4 separate regions of the Homo sapiens genome follow, and all the other regions are linked to region 1. Evidence: chromatin contacts called from ENCODE Hi-C or POLR2A ChIA-PET data. All regions are on one chromosome and are shown on one strand. The core of a region is the stretch at or near the end of the contact, and the rest is flanking DNA. Distances in the headings are between cores, read along the strand shown. Region 1 has its middle 18 kb from the start of LINC02694. Region 2 overlaps LOC124903469 (a long non-coding RNA gene). Region 3 overlaps LOC105370777 (a long non-coding RNA gene). Region 4 overlaps LOC105370777 (a long non-coding RNA gene).

Evidence for each region. Hi-C counts contacts between places; a loop is a spot of excess contacts on that map. ChIA-PET counts read pairs that join two places held with the same protein, here RNA polymerase II (POLR2A). Pooled maps may share reads with other maps.
Region 2: a map of mesothelial cell of epicardium shows a loop between it and region 1 (39-fold over the local background). The contact joins two enhancer-like sites. A Hi-C loop is called at or near these places in 2 of 168 maps with a recorded cell type or tissue (chondrocyte and mesothelial cell of epicardium). POLR2A ChIA-PET finds 5 or more read pairs at or near these places in 2 of 52 experiments (PC-9 and endothelial cell of umbilical vein).
Region 3: POLR2A ChIA-PET joins it to region 1 with 10 read pairs in BJ. The contact joins two enhancer-like sites. A Hi-C loop is called at or near these places in 1 of 168 maps with a recorded cell type or tissue (IMR-90) and 3 of 50 pooled maps. POLR2A ChIA-PET finds 5 or more read pairs at or near these places in 2 of 52 experiments (BJ and PC-9).
Region 4: a map of chondrocyte shows a loop between it and region 1 (2.5-fold over the local background). The contact joins two enhancer-like sites. A Hi-C loop is called at or near these places in 1 of 168 maps with a recorded cell type or tissue (chondrocyte). POLR2A ChIA-PET finds 5 or more read pairs at or near these places in 1 of 52 experiments (BJ).

What each region holds. Positions count from the first base shown.
Region 1 is chr15:38,712,619-38,715,967 of GRCh38, forward strand. No RefSeq gene overlaps it. Among named protein-coding and RNA genes, the nearest start is that of LINC02694, 18 kb to the left of the region's middle. Within about 2 kb of position 1,778, at least 4 of the 41 ENCODE cell types and tissues checked have a DNase peak (open chromatin) inside an H3K27ac peak, as active enhancers do; they include IMR-90, where a contact is called at or near this core.
Region 2 is chr15:39,490,259-39,493,607 of GRCh38, forward strand. It overlaps LOC124903469 (a long non-coding RNA gene), which reads left to right. Exons shown (of 3, transcript XR_007064595.1): 3 at 2,258-2,337. Among named protein-coding and RNA genes, the nearest start is that of THBS1, 89 kb to the right of the region's middle. Within about 2 kb of position 1,818, at least 2 of the 41 ENCODE cell types and tissues checked have a DNase peak (open chromatin) inside an H3K27ac peak, as active enhancers do.
Region 3 is chr15:39,402,254-39,405,602 of GRCh38, forward strand. All of the region lies in intron 1 of LOC105370777 (a long non-coding RNA gene), which reads right to left. Among named protein-coding and RNA genes, the nearest start is that of LINC02915, 150 kb to the left of the region's middle. Within about 2 kb of position 1,563, at least 5 of the 41 ENCODE cell types and tissues checked have a DNase peak (open chromatin) inside an H3K27ac peak, as active enhancers do; they include IMR-90, where a contact is called at or near this core.
Region 4 is chr15:39,272,425-39,275,773 of GRCh38, forward strand. All of the region lies in intron 1 of LOC105370777 (a long non-coding RNA gene), which reads right to left. Among named protein-coding and RNA genes, the nearest start is that of LINC02915, 23 kb to the left of the region's middle. RefSeq lists enhancers at 2,442-2,943, 2,944-3,349. Within about 2 kb of position 1,652, at least 4 of the 41 ENCODE cell types and tissues checked have a DNase peak (open chromatin) inside an H3K27ac peak, as active enhancers do.

The sequences.
Region 1 (3,349 bases), core at 528-3,027:
CCTTTCTCCCTCTCTTTTATTCACCTGAGCTTTAACCCAAACTTGGACTGGGCTTTAGGGAGATTAGGAAATTTTGATGAATGAGATGCCTAAAAGACATAAGACAAAGTCTCCTGAGGATGATTATTTATTTAGAGACTGGGTCTCACTTTGTCGATATGCAGTGGCATAATCACGTTTTACTACAGCTTTGACCTCCTGGGTTCCAGTGATCCTCCTACCTCTGCCTCCCTAGTAGCTGGGACTATTGGCATGCACCACCATGCCCTGCTAATTTTTTAGTTTTTTTGTAGTGACAGGTCCCGCTATTTTGCTCAGGTTGGTCTTGAACTCCTGGGCTCAAGTGATTCTCCCACCTCGGTCTCCCAAAGTATGCCACCACTCCCGGCCTATTCTCCTGATGAAATAGCACAAATAGTTGTCCAGGTTAAGGAAAAATCTTACTAAATGGCAATAATGCTAAAATTAGCATTGATTTACATTTTCAAGGCTTGTTAAGCACTTTATTATATGATAATGATTTATTTTGTTAAAACATTTTAGAAAACTCGCAAACGATCACAAGGTAGATCTTAATAGGTATGAGATAAATTACCAAAAGTGAATCTATACCAAAGCAAAGAGAAATTGTCTTAATGACCAAAGTTCTAAAGTCTTTTCCAGAAATGTCTTCCAGGGTGGGATTGCATTGAGAAGACCCACAGATGTTCACCCTTCGAAAGACTGACTCTACCTCTGGAGAAATTTTAACACTCCTTCAGGGAGGGAAGGAGCTATTTGCGATGCCCTGATTTGCTCTGCCAACTTCCCATTCTTCTCCTTCCCATGTGATTGGATGTGTGTGCTATCTTTCCCTTGTCTGTGGCTATGCTTGGTTCCCTGGCATTTCCTCCTCCCTTTATTACCTGGACATTTGTCTATCCTGCCTCTCATTTTTCTTTCCAGGAACACAAAGGGTCCCGGAATTTTTATATCTGCCGTGATCCGTTATGATTATATTTTAAAGCTTAACTCTCCAGATGGCATTACTTTATGGACGTTCATGTTGGAATAGGGGAAATTGTCTGTATGTCCTCCACGTCTAGACAACGATATTTCTGCCAGGAACGTCTGATAAGGTCATCTCCAGGTTCAGCAGATCGTTAAGTGGTGGCAGCGTGTCCCGATCTTTCCTGAGGTGCACTGCAAATAATTTCCTATGATTAACGTTATCTTAGTACCAATGCATGTGAATGTTAATTCTTGAAAAATCAGAGGATTGCAAGTTATTCCCATCACCAATAATACTCATTCCTTAATATTCCAATGCTTTCTGAAGTAGAAGAGAAAGCTGTGACGTTGCATCATTAAATCAAAATGGACATGACCCACAGTCAATCTGGGTACCTACGAGGCAGTGTATTTACATGTCTTTATTATTTTTCACGGTGGGAGGTAGCAACTGCATCATGGAAAATATGGAAAAAACTCAGTTTTTTTTGGAATAATAAATCCAGAAGCCAAGAGGTCCCCCAGCCCTTCTCCCTCATGAATATTGAGCTTACTTTGAATGACATAAAATTAAAAGGAAATTTCTTTTATAGTTTAGTTAAGGCAACGTGTATTGGCTCAACATGATTCATGATTAAATATATGGATCTAACTCCATCCAACACAGAGACCTGCCCAGCCATTTTGGCCCTGCCCACGAATGGGCAGTGCCTTCTCTCTCTGCCATCTTTGCTTCTCTCTCCTTGCTTTCCTGCTTGCTCTCCTTTCCTGCCTGCGTGCTTCACTGACTTACTCACCATATTCCATCGCTCCTCTCTCAACAGAGAGTCTGTCTTCCTACAGTGTGGGTGCCTGCCAGCAATAATGGAAACAGTGGAAAATTTTCTTGTGGTTGGAGATGAAGCCAACAGCAAAGGAAGCTCGTTCCTAGCTCTGCTCTCCTCCCCTGCAGACCCCCTTCTCTCAGCTCTGCATTCAGGCTGGGGACTGGGAGTACAGGACTTGTGGCCAGAAGATCCAAGAGATTTTTTGCTGGCTTTTGCTGCCTGAAGTGTGCTCTGAAACAGCAATCAAAAAGGCTTTCTGGAGGCCTGGAAGGATGGGAGGGCACCAAGCAAACACAGTTCTCCTTCAGAGAAAGCTGCTGGACACCAAAGAAGGGCCCCCAAGCTTCATGAGGTTACTGTTGCAGACCCCCTGCAAACACAGGGGCCCAGTGAAATAAATACCTCCATGCCCTGGGGGCCTATCTGGCCCTGTTAAAACTGTGCCCCTGCATGTTTGGGTTAGTTCATTAGAGAATTTCCAAGACTCTTGAAATGCTTGTGGGTAACCTGGAATTTCCTTAGAGACCTGGCTGCCGAGATCACTAACCAGCATCAGGGACCTATGCCTTCTGTGAGAGACAAAGACAGTTGTGTAGAAGTGGGTCATAGGAAATTTTTGGAAGTTATTCAGCCACAGATTCCTTTATAAAACACAAACACACCAACTATAAAAGTTCTAGAATGTGGCAGAGAAGACCTAAATCTCAATCAAGGCAGAGAGATGTATGCAGCTGTCCTTGTCTCTGCTAAAGGCCAGCTTTGTAATATATATTTATTGATACAGGCTCACACAACTAATGGGATAGACATCGACTGCCATTTTTAGTTCTCTCTCTTTTTTTTTTTTTTTTTTAAACAAATCTCTCACCCAGGCTGGAGTGTGGTGGCATGATCTTGGCTCACTGCAGCCTTAAGTTCCTGGACTCAGATTCTCCTGCCTCAGTCTCCTGAGTAGCTGGGACCACAGGCATGCACCACCACTCCTGGTTATTGGTTTTGTGTGTGTGTGTGTGTGTGTGTGTGTGTGTGTGTGTGTGTTTTTGTTTTGTTTTTTGTTTTTTGACAGTTTCGTTCTTGTTGCCCAGGCTAGAGTGCAATGATGCAATCTCAGCTCACCGCAACCTCTGCCTCCCACGTTCAAGTGATTGTCCTGCCTCAGCCTCCGGAGTAGCTGGGATTACAGGCATGCACCTCCATGCCCCACTAACTTTGTAGTTTTAGTAAAGATGGGGTTTCTCCATGTTGGCCAGGCTGGTCTCGAACTCCTGACCTCAGGTGATCATCCCCTCTTGGCCTCCCAAAGTGCTGGGATTACAGGCATGAGCTACCAAGCACGGCCTTTAGTTCTCTTTGATGTTGAAAGGCAAAGACCTGATGGGATTCATGAGGATCCTCAAGATCTTATGGCACAGAACAATGGTTAAACAGTAGATTTTCTGAATAGCGACTTAACTGACCTTTCCTAGCGATGTTAGGTTTAAGTTCCATCAGAGGAACTCTCAGGAATGGACACATGGGATCTTTTTTTGGGA
Region 2 (3,349 bases), core at 568-3,067, 780 kb after region 1:
TCCCTGCCATACCAGCTCCACTCTTTTAGTCTCCTACTTTTTACTCCTACTTCTCCTTCAGCCTTTTATTTCTATCCTGTCACCAAGTCTTAGCATCTGTCCCATCAGCGATTTTTAGGTCTATTTCAACTTAGATCTATGCCTCACTAACTCACAAAAGAAGAAACTGGCATCTTTGTCCCTTCCAACTAATTTTGCAAGATATGTTTTCCTAACTTTGCAAGATATGTTTTTCTAAAAGCATTCATCATTATTTTCCTGTTTATGAAACTTGATCGATCTCCCTTTTCTCTGTCTTGTCAAACATACACCCTTTCAAAACCCTCTATGGCCTAACCTTTCTCTGGCTATACAATGGTATTTCAACCAATCCCTATCATCCTAGTCTATTCCAATCAGGCTGTTACCATCTCAATGCCTTTGTTCAAACTGTCCTCCACCTCACCAAATCATTGTCCAGGAACATGATTCATTCAGTCAAGTATTCAGCAAGCATCCAATGGACAAGATACACTATGCTGGACACCAGGACACAACAGAGAGCACGACAGGCCCATTTCTTGCCCTCAAGAGTCTTATATCTAGTGCTGCAACAATTAGCCCATCTCCCAAGAAAAACTTTGATCCTTTCCTCATGCTTTATATTTTGAAAACCTTGGTAGAGAAAAAGTTTCTTTTAAAAAAAGAAAAACATTTCTTAACAAGCAAAAGCAATTAAAGTAATGTATTTAAATTTAATGTAAAGTATGTAAATTGAATGAATATTTATGTAAATATGCATGTAAATTTAAAACATTTTCTAATCTGGTTGGAAATGGATTTCCAAAAATAAGTAATAGAAAAGAAACAATAGAATGTTAAACTCCTTTATAGCGTCATCACCCGCCTCCCCCAGGAAGCTTTATAAAACAAAATTATTTTTAAAATTCACCCATTACGGAATTTTCCTTCTTTAAATATCCATGGTCCTTAGTCCAGTGCTTAGTTATACTCTTTTGTTTTGTGTATGATCGCTTTTGCCCTGTGGACACATACGCTCTAAATAGAGACACACAGCTTGGCTCTGTGCTTGTTGTGTAGCCCTGACAATAATAAAGCAACGAGCGAGCTTCACAAATATGCCACAGTGGATATTACGCTCACACATAAAAACAGACCTGTATAATTTAAAACTCAACCTCAGTAATCCAAAAACCCAGTATAGCAGGCTTGAACTTCAACATCCATCAACATTTTCAACTAGAAGAAAATCAGACTCTGTTGAGCCTTCTCGTCAGCCTTTCCTGCCTACAGCCAAGAGGATGACAGGCAAAAAGAACGGGGTGGAAAAGCAAAGGGCAATTCACATGTGAACTAGATTATAGAGCCATTTGTTTCTACCTCTAAATTTTTATCATGCGGGCCTCAAATAAACTTGTCACCAGACATCATGTGGGCTTTTGGACCTAAAACCTCTAGAAGTTTTTGATATGACTCTTAGTTTCTGACACAACTATTTTTAGTGAAATAACATTGCCTCTGCTTCTGTGACATTTCCCAGAACAACAGTTAATCTGAAATCAGACAGAGGGAATTTTATTTTGATCTAAACTTTCGCTCAATGAGAGAGTCAGGGAAAGCCATATCCTGTGTGTTCAAGTCCCATAATAAAAGCTGCGTAATTTAAATGGAGTCAGGTCACACTCTGTTCTTCCTTGAGTCAGCTGCTCACCTAGATTCAAAAATAGGGACCAAAAAAGATAAACTGGCTTGGTTCCTAACTGCTAATGTGGTCTCTAGGAACTGAAAAACCACATGATCCACCCTAACTGAAGCAGAAGATTACAAAAAGCAGGTCCCGCCTTGACCATCGCCTCTGTTTCTAATCCTTTCCCAAAGCTGCCAAGTGCATCCTGGAAGGGCCACTTAAACTCTCTAAGCGAAAGTCAAAATAGAATGGAAAATTCTGGGAACTCTGACTATGCAACACCTTGTTGTCATTCAAAGTTTTCTCTTTAAAAAAAAATTTTATTGCTGCTGTTTAGTCATTTGTATACCTCTACTGTTACAACTAACATGTTTGTCCACTGTTGAGTAAGCCATAGTGCAAACACAGTTTCAAACACCTCACCAACAGTCCAAAATGTTAATCTTGGGGCTTAACAAATGTTAACTACAACCTGGAGATATAGTTCCAATATCCTTATAATTAAATAGTAAAATTATTATGCTCTTTCCCCAGTCATGTCTGCACTATTGTTTCTAAATGTATCCACAGGTTGCCAGTAATGATGTTTCTGGTGATCTGGCTCAGAAGGCTGAGCTGATGAGTGATCACTCAGAAATACTGAATCAGGCAATGGAAATTCTGAATCGGTGGGCTCTGGAGAAGGAACTGAGGGCGAGGTGACTCGGGGCCGGAGGGCTATTATGGACTATGGACAAGCTGAAGGCATGGGAAGCCTGACCAGTAGATAGAGGAATATGAACTTGGTGGACAGGGAAAAGCAGGGACGTCATGAACGAAAGACCACAGACCCTCTGTTCTAGTCCATGGGGCCAGGCTGTGCTCCACTGCCTACTCTTGGATTCCCCAAAGAATGCTTTATGTCCTTATAATAAATCCACCTTTCCATGGACAAAAATGAGTGTGTCTCTGTGTCTTCAAACCTGAGAGCTAAAACCAAAAAACATAACTTATGATGCTGTAGAAGAAACTTCTACCCCTTTGTACGCATGGAGATGTTTCCCAAATCTACACAATGATAGAAATAACTTGCTGCGTTAAAAAGTATAGATTGTCAAGCTCCTCCTCTGTAGATTGAGTCCAAAGTTCTGACTTGGGCCCTGAGAAGATGTTTGTATTCTTATATTCAGGCAAGTTTGGGCCAAATTCATTGAAGTGAATTCTGAGATCCTTTCAATTGCAAAGTCAACAAATACAAACTAATCATTCCTCTATACATAGGAGTAGTTTAAGTGCACAGACGTAGAATCAAAGACCTATTTCTTGTCCTCAAAAAATAAAAAAAACTTTTTTCTGGAATATACTAGACTAGGCCAATCAATAAAGTCTTTAGAAATTGAGGAACAAAGCTGAAATATGTGTGTGTGCATCTGTGTGCGTGTGTGTTGATCTAATTTTAGAGATTAGCACTCAAAAAACATTTGAACTATGTCTACATTATACATCACTGAATCCATATAACCTGTAAACATGTGGGCTCTACCTCCCCAATACACAGAGCTGAACATTACATAGTTTATTTTATAGGGAGGTGTGTAGTCTATTTGAAAAAGACCAAGAAAAAAAACACTGCAAATACGGCCAGAAAAAGGATTTGAAAGTGAAGATTTCGTGACAGTAGTG
Region 3 (3,349 bases), core at 313-2,812, 690 kb after region 1:
CAAACAACAACAAAAAATAATAATAACCTCATGACATTTGGAAAAAAGATATATCAATTCCACTTAGAATGGCTGATGCTTTATCAAAGAGGCAGCACTCTGGAAATTTGGAGAAAACCAATAGAATTTCAAAAGCTACAGGAGGAATAGGAAGGATTCTACTTGCAAAAGCATCAACACATAGATATTCTGGCATCGTCTGGTGGAACCATATTGAAGATGCACTGAAGTATGATGTTAAGGAATGTAAATTTTTTCTGGTAGATCAGGAGTCACTGAAGATTTAGGACCCAAAATCTTCAGTGACAGAATCACAGCTGTGATTTAAGGATTCATCTGGCAGCAGCATATAAAATCCTTTGGGAATAAAGATGCCAGGTAAAAGGTAATAAAGTCTTGAACCAAGGGGGCATCCACGGAACTACATGGAACGTTCTTGATTTAGTGTTATCCAGTTGGAAGCACTGTGCAAAGAACTAGAAATGGGAGCCCTCCCATGATAGCTTGGAAAAGATGTCTCTGTTGTCTGCATACTTTGGGGCACATATGAAAAGTGATGAGGGTTTAAAGCCTGGCCATGGATAACATTATGCAGAGGGAAAGTCAGAAAAGAAATGTGTTTCATCAAAGGCTTGAGCATAGAAGGAAAGGTGCTTAAGAAGAGAATAGGGGCAGTAGCGGAAGGGGGAAGACCCAGGAGAATATCGCATTTCAGTAGAAAGGGTTTCCAAAAAAAGTGAACAAGCAATTATGTAAAATGCAGCAGAAAAGTCAAGGAGAATGAATATTGAAAAGGGGTGGGAGGACTTTTAACTTTATAGAAAATTTCAGGAAGCATCCAGAACTGAATTTGAAATCAAAACGTCTGGGCTCAAGATACATAAAATAATTTCTCCCTATGTATTACCTCTACTCCCTCATAATTTCACTATACATGTAGTTCTTTGTGTCCTCTTTGACTATTCTCTTCAGCATAATCTTCCAGTTTCTACATCCACTGCTAATGCTTCCATATTCTTGATATTTAAAAAGCAAGTGCATTGTCATGTCATGATGCCCACAGAAGCCAGAGAGAGTAGGGTCACACCATATATAACTGGGTTACCTAAAGACTTGTCCATTAGCATATATTTAGAAGGGGCTATGGGCATCACAAGCAAAGACTGACTTGTCAAGTTAAAGCTAACATATAACTTCTATAGTTAAATAGCAAAATTTAGCAAGCATTTGGTAATAGGCTCGATTAGCATGGTTTCCATTTTTTTCTAGCAATTGTATACAAAGCACTGAAAAAGAGAAAATGCAAAGAAGAATGTATAGAATAGCACATTTATAGACTAGTGTGTTGGCCTCTTCAGAAATCCAGCATTGTAGAGAAGATATCATCCACAGTACTAAGTTTAAACCACTTAAGCTGAAATTCAAAACCCTACACAATTTGATAACAGCCTACTTCTCTAACATTATCTCTCTCTAGCCATTCAGTCAATAACTCAAATTCCTATAATTCAACAAACAAGCACTTACTCCATTCCAGGCATTGTGCCAATCACTACACTAAGCACCCACAAGCCAGGCTGCTCCCATCTAAAACGTTACTACCCCTACTCCTTTACTGACCAGTCTGTTCTCAGCAGGAAAGCCTTTGCTCTTCTCTGTGCATATTGAAATTCCTCGATTATTGACAGCATACTTGGGAGACAGGAGCAAGGCTGTGCAACCTGACTGCTTTGGATTTAAATCTAGTTCCACCCTTAGGCAGCTGTGTGACCTTGGGCAAGTTACTTAAATGCTTCAATTTCCTCCTCTGTCTTCCTTCGAGGAATGTGATGATTAAACACATATATGAAGCACTTAGAAGAGTGTGTCAAGGTATTTAAAACCATACCAGGAATTTAGCAACTGTTTAATAAATGTTAAAAAGTAGTAGTAGTAGTTGTTGTTGTTGTTGTATTGTGATTCTCAGCTGCAGATGCACCTCCTTCACAATACCCCACACTCATAAATCTAACTCATGGTCCATACTCACATGGTTCTTATCATATGTGTCTTTGCATATGTTTTATATCTGATACATTTTTTTGGAGGCAGGCTATTATGCATTTTTTTTCTTCCCTCAGCACACAGCCACATGCACCACAGTCCCTAATGGTAATAGTAAACTGTGTGAGTGTGTGTGTGTGCGTGTGCATGTGTACATGAATTCAGTGGACCCTAAGGAAAATTCTATGGAAGAGGGACAGTCATGGTTCTTCCATCACCAAGAAACATCAAAGTTTGGGGTCACCAAAATGAAGGAAAGTAGCTATAGCATCTTCTTTGCAATAGGCCTTTAATACTGTGTCTATCCTTCTTACCAGTCTGGATTAGTTTAGATTCATTTCTACTAGAGGGCAGGGAATGAACTAAGTAATTTGTAATTCCACCAGTTCACCCCTTCAGAACACCTCCAGATCATCACAACTCCCAATTTTGCTTTGTTAAATGCAGACCAGCTGGGAACCAGCCCAGGACCCTGTATCCCTGAAGTTAACCCACACTCATATTGCTTGGACCAGCTGGGGCTGGCCTGTTTCTGGTGAGACAAAGAGCCAATAGATGATGGTCTGACATGCCAAGAAGTGATCATAGCTGCTTCAGAGGTCATCAGTAAAGAATGTCAGAAGGAAATGGCCCAAGGCAGTAGAAATGCTTTTGCCCTCTTAGATGGTAGTTTCGCAAGCCAATAGACAAATGACGAGCTGGAGCTGGAAATAGCACAGGACTAGTATTAGTGATAGTACTGGGAAACGGCTTTAGCCTGAGGCTGGACCACATATCTTCCACCCCTTGCTGAGAGGAACCACTGCCTAAAACAGATAAGTTTCCCAACATGACTAACTTGAGTGACTATCTTTTTGCCGCTTTTCCCCTCACGCTGACCAGAAATGAGGCATCAATGAAAGTACACACTTAAGAAAAACCTGCTGTTCTGAGCTGCATCCTCCCTGGGACAAATTCTCTGGGGCAGAAGTAGACACTACCCTCAGTTGAGTGGGCTCACCATTTTCTTCAGCCCCTTCTCAAGCCAGAACCAAGGGAATAGAACCAGCATTCTGTTCACTCCTGAAATCTATGTTAACTCCAGCGCTGGATTATCAATACAAATTAAAGTACAGAATTTGAGGAATTACACATTTTGCTTTAATAAATTGAACTGTGGTGAGATTAGCCCTGCAACATCATTGCATTCACTCATTTTCCTGTCTATATGTCACTGTTTCCCAAGTTTTATTCTACAGAATAGTGCCACGAATTATTAATAGGGAATCCCTGAAAAAAAATAAAAGGTTCCAGGTAAAACAAGTTT
Region 4 (3,349 bases), core at 402-2,901, 560 kb after region 1:
AAACCAGGTGACTGGGCTAAGAGGGGACCCTCAGTGTGACAATGGCAAGAGATGTTTATCCAGAGGACCAGGCCAAACAATTCCATCTAGTTATCTAGTTTTCTGTGACTCTTGGGTAGTAGTGAGCTATTATATCATGATGGGAATGACAGGAAGAACAGGGAGAAAAATAATATTAATTATAGCAGGCTGAGATTATTCTACATAGCAAACCACAGTTCTGTCCTCTACTGGAAAATTAGCTGTACTTCATGGTTGCCCCAGCTGAGGTGCTGTGGCTAAAAGAAGACTGTCTGAGAAAATGATGAAAGGCACAGTCTGACCTTTGCTCCTTGGAATGTTATTATTGTCCAAATAAACGATGCATATGTTATCAGAGCATCTTTTCTACCAGGTCAGTAGATGTTCTTCCTATGCCTATGCTATTACCCCTAAAGTGGACTAAGGTAGCAATGCATGGACCAGATCTGAGAATACAATTACTGAATACCCTTAAACACTAGTCAACCGAATATTGTAAGCAGAGGTGGAAATGACAACTGTGATTCTTCACTGTCATTACTGGCATGAAGAAGGTCCAGTCTCCTTCTCAGGACCACTGAAGTTCACAGGTCTAGGGAATACTGCTTGTACTGCAGTCTCAGGAATTCTACCCCATGGCATTTCCAGTGTGCAGCCTGCCTGTCATTTGCAGCTGCCCCAATCCTTCTATTTCCAACTGTCATTTATTCTTTCCAATGAATATAGAAACATGCCTGACAAACTTACGCACTATGAGAAAACTTAGAGCAGGGACTGAGTCTTGGAAAAAAGTTAAATGTTTTTCTTTTAAATAGATCTGAATATAATATCTTCCAGGATCACACATCCTAAAATAACTGTGATTCTTTTCTTTAAAAAGCAAACAAACAATATGCCCCTCCAATTAAAAGAAAATTCTAAAATGGAATTGCCAAAATTCTGGATGAGACATTCTTCCCTTTTACCTCTCTCATGCCGGGAAATTCTTTCTGCTTGCTAACCCCCGAATACCATCCGCGATTAGAAATAGAGGAGAACTCCATCGAGCACTGTGTTTCAGGTTCTCAACAAATATCTGGGGCTCTCAGACTGCCTGCCAGGCACCTTGCTAGGCACCAGATCCATAAAACTGGTTCTCACTTCTCTACCCATTTCTCCTTAAAAAGAAAAAAACTCAAAAGTTGGTTTGTGGAGGTTTGGGGTCCAACAACTATTTATGCAAAATATTTGCCGATTTTCACCAGCTTTCTATCCATGGCCTAAAGGAAGCTGAAACAGCTTAGAGGCTGAAGAAATGAACCACAGAGCTTGAAACAGAGGCAATCAAGTCATCTCAAACAGCGGGACTAGGAAATCTAAGTCAAGTCTGAAGAGAAAGGTAGTGAAAGACTTACCATTTTTCTTTTTCTTTTTCAAAAGAAGTCAATGGCCATTCAGTGTTTAAATGAGAACAAAGACTACAGGGGGGAAAAATTAAGGTAAATATTTGTAATAATGTGTCATTGCATTTTACATAATGGGCCAGCAGTCTTTGAAATGTGACGACATCCATATCTACAGTTTTATTTGTTTTTTCTTATTTGCTCTCCTGAGGCAAGTCTCTTTTAGGCTGTCAGCCACCAAAGCAGCTAGCAAATACAAGGACACTGAAAGGCATTCTGCCAACACGACCTCAGAAGTATTTACAGACTGCAATGGAGACCATGATATAATTCAGTTTCTGCATGGCTATACTCTTTGCCAATTAATATTCTAATGTATCCTTTGAGGATGTGGTAAATGTTGGTTTAAGATAAAACAGCAAAGACAAATATTAGTGTGCCACATAAAGGTATTACTTGCCATGAGAGCACTGTTTCTTAGTACAGACTACCTGGATTGCACAACCAGAGATTCTGGTCTCACTGGACCAGAGTGTACAGCCTGGGTACCAGGATTTTCAAATAGCCTCGTCCACCTAGTGATTCTAATAAGCAGCTATGATTGAGAAACACTGTACTCGTCAATTACCAGAATGTTTTGTATTCTATTTGGAACACAACTAAAATTTGACCTGATGAACTCGTGCAAAATATTAAAAGCTGAACCTGCAGAGGCCAGATGCAGTGGCTCATGCCTGTAATCTTACCACGTTGGGAGGCTGAGTCAGGCAGATCGCTTGAACCCAGGGGTTCAAGACCAGCCTAGGCTACATGGTGAAACTTCATCTCTATTAAAAATACAAAAATTAGCCAGGCATGGTGATATGCACCTGTAGTCCCAGCTACTCAGGAGGCTAAGGTGGGAGAATGGCTTGAACCTCCAGAGGCAAAGGTTGCAGTGAGCTATGATCGTGCCACTGTACTCCAGTTTGGGTGACAGAATGAGACCCTGTCTCAAAAACAAACAACAAACAAAAAAGGCTGAAACTGCAGAGAAATAGGGAGAGGACTATGGAAATATTATAGAAAGATAAATAGCTGAAGAAGTAATGTCACCGCCACACACCCTAACCTGATATTTGAGGAAAAGAGACGAAACACACAAGTAACAAAAACAAAAGGTGAAGCTTGGTTAGTCCAATCCTTGATGCCCAGAAAAAAATCTTACAGGAGACCAGAAGATAAGGGCCAACAAAAGCTGAACAGAAGTTCAGTGAAAATCAGTAAGGTCTTTAGGATAGTCTAGTTCTGCCTCATTTTCCTGAGGCAGCAGTGGGAAGCAGCTGGCCCTCCTGCCCCTCTCCCCAGCCCCTCCAGGCCTGCATGCTATCCTTGGGGACCCTAGGCCTCTGCTGGGATTTCCCTCTGCTGTGGGGATTTCCATGCTGGCCTAGAGGCCCGCGGCAAGTAGCCCAGTTGCTAGAGCCTGGAGGCAGGTGAGCAGGGTGGTAGAAGGTGAGGGAGTGATGTCAGAGAAGCCTCTCAACAGACAGCATCAGCTTCCTGACGCTTAGAAGACCCCTTGTTTCTTCCATCTCTTCAGAGCCAGGGCCATCAGGTGGCCCATAAACTCCTTTTTCACATGCAAGCTGAGAAGGCTGTGAGCCAGCCACATGGCAGGGGGTTGAGAGGCCATCACCCTGCGTGTTCACCGCCTCTCCTCGCTGCTGCTGGAAGGAAAGGGCTTTGCCTCCAGTTAAGGGAACATGAGGTCCTCATAAAGGTTTCAGAGAGTTGGAGCAGAGATGGAGGGGCTGATAACTTGTCTCTGTCCCTAATATCTGACAGAAACAAAGAGCAAGGAATACAACACTTACTATTTAACATTTAATTTAGGATGGCACCAATTTCCATTAAGTGAAGCATCAAGGAAAAATGCTGATATTGATAGTCTTCTAGGATCCTTA